2 separate regions of the Homo sapiens genome follow, and region 2 is linked to region 1. A link is an interaction called in ENCODE POLR2A ChIA-PET data of the cell type or tissue named here. Cell type or tissue: HepG2. All regions are shown on one strand. Each heading gives the region's core, and the rest is flanking DNA. Links, peaks and the distances in the headings are about the cores only.

Region 1 (2,903 bases), core at 142-2,641:
CCCACAGGACAGGTAAAGAAACGAGTGGCTTCAGGGTGAGCTCCAGGCCGCGGCACCTCAGGCCGCTCTGCCATGAGGGATTTAAGCCTGCTCTGCTGTTGCTGCAGACCCTCTGGTCTCCTGCATTGGACATGAAGAGACCTGCTGAAGGGCGCCCGCCTCTCAAAGACCCAGTGGGCCTGGGTGCTCCCGACCCCGCAGGTGTCTGCTGTCACACACTCGCAGGCACGAAGCAATGTGCAGTGCAGCTGCCAGTATCCCCACCACAGAGGCCCACAGCACAGCCCAGGGCAGGCGACTGAAGGAACTGGACAAAAGGAAGCCCCAGAGAAAACACTTCAGGGAAATGCACTGGCCGAGGAGGGCACAGAAGATGGGCTGGGGGCCTCTTCTCTCATGTTTCTCCTTCCCTACAAACTTCGACTGTGGTGGACACCCAAGGCTGCCCCCCATCCCCACTGCAGCCCACATCGGGTCAGGCAGACAGACCCGTTTCCAGTAAATGCTGCCCCAGACACTTTGAAGCAAAGTGTTGGCTGATCGCCACGGTCAAGGCCCATCTGGTGGCTGCAGCCCCTCTTCCCCCACAGCCACGGGCCCCTCCATCCAGGCCCCTGGCTTGCTCAGAAGCTGGGCAGTAAGTGCGGGGCAGCTGGGAAGACACAGGAAAGCTGCAAGGGACACGGTGATGCCTACCTCTTTGCCTCCCAGAGTCGCAGAGTTCATCCTCCTGGAAAAGAGTATACACAAAGTCCGGCAGTGAGCTGGTGTGTCCAGACTCTCCACAACCAGCCCAGTCCCTGGCCACTGCCTGGTGGGCAGTCTCACCCAAGACCTAGGTTGCTATGCCACCAAGAATGAGCCACAGTGTGTTAGGACCAGCCTCCGGGGCTCAGGACAGGGCCTGTGTGTCCTGTTATTACTCCTAGTTGCCTTCAGAGATTCTGTGACAATCACCTTGCTAAAAAGCCATTCACCCACCCTCTCTCGGTTCCTCCTAAGCTGCAGAACTGCCTGCCCCATGACAAAGACCCACCCGTACAATTCTATGAATGGAGCCTGTTCACCAACCGTAGGGAGATAGAGTCTCACTTGGGGGATGCCAGTTCTGGCATTCTTCATAGAAAATGGGTTCCACCACGTTTCCCGAGCTTTTGTTTATATTTACCCAATGTCTTTTTTTTTTTTTTTTTTTTTTTTGAGACGGAGTCTCGCCCTGTCTCCCAGGCTGGAGTGCAATGATGCAATCTCAGCTCACTGCAACCTCTGCTTCCTGGGTTGAAGCAAATCCTCTGCCTCAGCCTCCCGAGTAGCTGGGACTATAGGCGCATGCCGCCACATCCAGCTAATTTTTGTATTTTCAGTAGAGACGGGGTTTCACCATATTGGCCAGGATGGTCTCAATCTTGTGACCTCGTGATCCACCCGCCTTGGCCTCCCAAAGTGCTGGGATTACAGGTGTGAGCCACCGCGCCAGGCCTATATTTACCCGATGTCTTAATAACAATCACGTATAGATAAAAACGATTCAACTGAGAATCTGAACAGAGCTGACTCCTTAGGCAGTGAACATACGGCTAAATTAACAATCAGCAGGTTTACAGAGATTCCTAATCTCAAGACCAGCAAAATAGGGATCAAGTGAGACTCTGAAAACCTGAAAAGCCACCATCTCCTGCCTGTTCCCTGCCTGTGTGACTCTAAGGACTTGGGGAAGGCCCTCCTTCCCACTCTGGACCTCCAGGCCCTACACCTCCAACTTGGATCAGAATCTACACTGGGGTGGCTGAGGCACCTCCCCAAGAGCTTGGGGTGGTCCCGGCTATGAACTGGCCCCACGTGCTGCCTGCCTGTGCCTTGTTGTGAGGATGGAAGGATGAGGACACCAGTCAGCGGCACCCGGCACGGAGCTGGCGGCAAATGAGCCTCCAGCCTGTGCTTGGAGGCTTCAGCCCACAGTCCCTGCACTTACTGGCCTAGAGACCAGGGAGAGGAACTGGGAGCTTTTTTCAGAAAAGGAATGTTTGTTGTAAGTTGAAAACTTTTTTTTTTTTTTTGAGACGGAGTCTCCCTCTGTCGCCCAGGCTGGGGTGCAGTGATGCAACGTCAGCTCACTGCAACCTCCACCTCCCAGGTTCAAGTGATCCTCCTCCCTCAGCCTCCCAAGTAGCTGCTACTACAGGCAAGTGCCACCACTCCTGGCTAATTTTTGTATTTTTAATCGAGACGGGGTTTCACCATGTTGGCCAGGCTGGTCTCCAACTCTCGACCTCAAGTGATCCACCCACCTGAGCCTCCCTAAGTGCTAGGATTACAGGTGTGAGCCACCGTGCCGGCTAAGGTGGAAAACTTTTAGAAATCTAGCTAAAAGTCAGGGTCCTGAATCCACTCAGAGGTAGTCAAATCTACCATGGCAGCTGCTCCTGCCCCTTTGTGAGGAAGGGTGATTAAAGAAAGAAGAAATCCCACACTAGAGGCAAAAGGGCTGCCTGGTGGACTTACACCCTTGAATTCTTCATCTCCTGAGCGGAAGTCACCAGCTGCGTCATCTGCCAGACACAAAGAAAGGAAAAGTCAGTCCCCGGAGAACGGTCCCATCCGGTTTCCGCCCTCCCAAGCTCGCCATCCAGGGTGAGTCTGCCCTGACCACAGTGGGGTTGAAACATGCCACCTGCGAGTGTCCACGACACAGATGGGGCAAGCAGAGCCCCCAGCAGGCAGCCGACCCATCCTACATCTGTCTGGCCCACCTGGCCCCCAGGACATACCATTTTCGGAGAAATCTCCTTCACTGTCAACCCGGGCCAGTTTGGTGTCTGGCTCCTCGTAAAGTTGGAACTGCTTCCGTTTCCTGCCCGTGCCATCTGGTCCGAAGCGGTCAAACCCTCTCCTCTTGGGCTACA
Region 2 (2,903 bases), core at 274-2,773, 150 kb before region 1:
GGCAGGTGCCTGTAATCCCAGCTACTCAGGAGGCTGAGGCAGGAGAATTGCTTGAACCCGGGAGGCGGAGGTTGTCATGAGCTGAGATTGCACCACTGCACTCCAGCCTGGGTGACGGAGGGAGATTCCATCTCAAAAAAAAAAAAAGAAAGAAAAAAGAAAAGAAACCAAAACAGAGCCATTGAGACAAGATGGTTAAATGTGAGGGAGAGAGGGGGAAGTCACCTAAAGAAGGAGAGGAGCCAGCGAGGCAAACATCCAGGGCTAGGGTGTTCCAGACAGAGTGAACAGCAAGTGCAAAGGCCCAGAGGAGGAAGGAGAGGGTGGACGAGAGGAACAGCGAGGAAGCCTGGGTGCCTGGTGCTGAATGAGCAAAGGTGAGGAGGTCAGGGAAGCAGGTGGGGCTGACTCCCAAGGGGCCAGAGGGTCTGGGATTCTAGCCCAAGCACAGTGAAGCCACTGGAGGGTTTTAGCACAAGAAGCTGATCTGATTTAGTTTGCAAACAATCACTTTGGGTTTTTTTGGTTTTTTGGAGACAGAGTCTCACTCTGTCGCCCAGGCTGTAGTGCAGTGGTATGATCTCACCTCACTGCAACCTCTGCCTCCGGGTTCAAGTGATTCTCGTGCCTCAGCCTCCCGAGTAGCTGGGACTACAGGTGCACACCGCCATGCCCAGGTAATTTTTTTGTTTCTTTGAGACAGAATTTCACTCTTGTCACCCAGGCTGGAGTGCAATGGCGTGATCTCGACTCACTGCAACCTCCGCCTCCCGGGTTCAAGCTATTCTCCTGCCTCAGCCTCCCAAGTAGCTGGGATTACAGGCATGCACCACCACGCCCAGCTAATTTTGTATTTTTAGTAGAGATAGGGTTTCTCCATGTTGGTCAGGATAGTCTTGAACTCCCGACCTCAGGTGATCCACCCACCTCGGCCTCATAAAGTGCTTGGGATTACAGGCGTGAGCCACTGCACCCGCCATTTTTATTTATTTATTTTTATTTTTTCACGGAGTCTCACTCTGTTGCCCAAGCTGGAGTGCAATGGTGCCATCTCAGCTAACTGCAGCTTCCACCTCCTGGGTTCAAGCAATTCTCATGCCTCAGCCTCCCAAGTAGCTGGAATTACAGGCACCAGCCATCATGCCCAGCTAATTTTTTTATTTTTGTAAAGAACGGGTTTTACCATGTTGGTCGGGCTGGTCTTGGACTTCTGACCTCAGGTGATCGGCCCACCTCTGCCTCTCAAAGTGTTGGGATTACAGGCGTGAGTCACCGCCTCAGCCTTTTTTTTGTTTGTTTTTTTGGAGTTAGAGACAGGTTCTCTCTTTGTCACCCAGGTGGAGTGCAGTGGTGCAATTGTAGCTCACTGTAACCTCAAACTCCTGGGCTCAAGCGATCCTCCCCTCAGCCTCCTAAGAAGCTAGGACCTACAGACATGCACCACCATGCCCGGCTAATTTTTTTTTCTTTGTCTTTTTTTTTTTTTTTTTTTTTTTTTGAGACGGATTCTCGCTGTCGCCAGGCTGGAGTGCAGTGGCATGATCTCAGCTCACTGCAACCTCCGCCTCTCAGGTTCAAGCGATTCTCCTGCCTCAGCCTCCCCAGTAGCTGGGACTACAGATGCGTGCCACCACGCTTAGCTAATTTTTGTATTTTTAGTAGAGACGGGGTTTCACCATATTGGCCAGGATGGTCTTGATCTCTCGACCTCGTGATCTGCCCGCCTTGGCCTCCCAAAGTGCTGGGATTACAGGCGTGAGCCACTGCGCCCACCCTTTTTTTTTTTTTTTTTTTTCCTGTAGAGATACAGTCTTGAACTCTTGGCCTCAAGCAATCTTCCTGCCTCAGCCTCCTGAAGTGCGGGAATTACAGGCATGAGCCACCATGCCCAGCCTGGAATTCACTTCGATGGAGCGTCTGCAGCTCTGTGGCTCTGGGAAAGGGTAGAAGGGAGGCCATTCTCAACCCCTTCTGGGGGTGCTGGTTTCCCCACCCCAGAAGCTTCCATTGGGTCTGACGCCCTGTTCTCTGTCCTGTCTTCTCAGGCCCTGGGCTCCGGACCACAGCAACCTTCCATGCCCATGGCCTCACCCTGGATCTTATCTCCTCTTGCTCACCTCTGAACTGTGATATTCTGATGTCCCCTAACTCAGTGGCCTCCAACCTCTTTGGCACCAGGGACTGGTTTTGTGAAAGACAATTTTTCCACGGACCGGGGTAGGGGGTGGTTTCGGGATGATTCACGTGCATTACTTTTTTTATTTTTTACTTTTTTGAGGCGGAGTTTCGCTCTTGTTGCTCAGGCTGGAGTGCAGTGGCGTGATCTCGGCTCACCGCAACCTCCGACTCCCGGGTTCAAGCGATTATCCTGCCTCAGCCTGCCGAGTAGCTGGGATTACAGGCATGTGCCACCATGCCTGGCTAATTTTGTATTTTTAGTAGAGATGAGGTTTCTCCATGTTGGTCGGGCTGGTCTCAAACTCCTGACCTCAGGTTATCCTCCCACCTCGGCCTCCCAAAGTGCTGAGATTACAGGTGTGAGCCACCGTGCCTGGACACTGGACACTTTCTTTTTTTCTTTCTTTCTTTTTTTTTTTGAGATGGAGTCTCACTTTGTTGCCCAGGCTGAAGGGTAGTGGCACAATCTCGGCTGACTGCAACATCTGCCTCCCGAGTTCAAGCATTTCTCCTGCCTCAGCCTCCCGAGTAGCTGGGATTATATATGTGCACCACCACACCCAGCTAATTTTTGTATTTTTAGTAGAGACAGAGTTTCACCATGTTGGCCAGGCTGGTCTTGAGCCCCTGACCTCAGGTGATTCGCCCGCCTTGGCCTCCCAAAGTGCTGGGATTAGAGGCGTAAGCCACCGTGCTCGGCCTACATTTTAATTTTTATTTATGTA

The links. ChIA-PET counts read pairs that join two places held together with the same protein. Peaks named below come from ENCODE experiments on the same cell type or tissue, not always from the same donor. Only the 100,000 strongest peaks of a DNase experiment are listed, where the experiment ranks them.
Region 2: POLR2A ChIA-PET joins it to region 1 with 7 read pairs; 4 of 35 experiments call an interaction of 5 or more read pairs at or near these places.

The regions. Positions count from the first base shown.
Region 1 is chr19:15,369,450-15,372,352 of GRCh38, forward strand. It overlaps AKAP8 (A-kinase anchoring protein 8), which reads right to left. Exons shown (of 14, transcript NM_005858.4): 6 at 2,769-2,898; 7 at 2,503-2,549; 8 at 697-730. Among named protein-coding and RNA genes, the nearest start is that of AKAP8, 8.9 kb to the right of the region's middle. In HepG2, for the core only: no CTCF peak of the experiment used is centred there; no DNase peak of the experiment used is centred there.
Region 2 is chr19:15,215,269-15,218,171 of GRCh38, forward strand. No RefSeq gene overlaps it. Among named protein-coding and RNA genes, the nearest start is that of NOTCH3, 16 kb to the left of the region's middle. In HepG2, for the core only: no CTCF peak of the experiment used is centred there; a DNase peak (open chromatin) is centred at 1,273.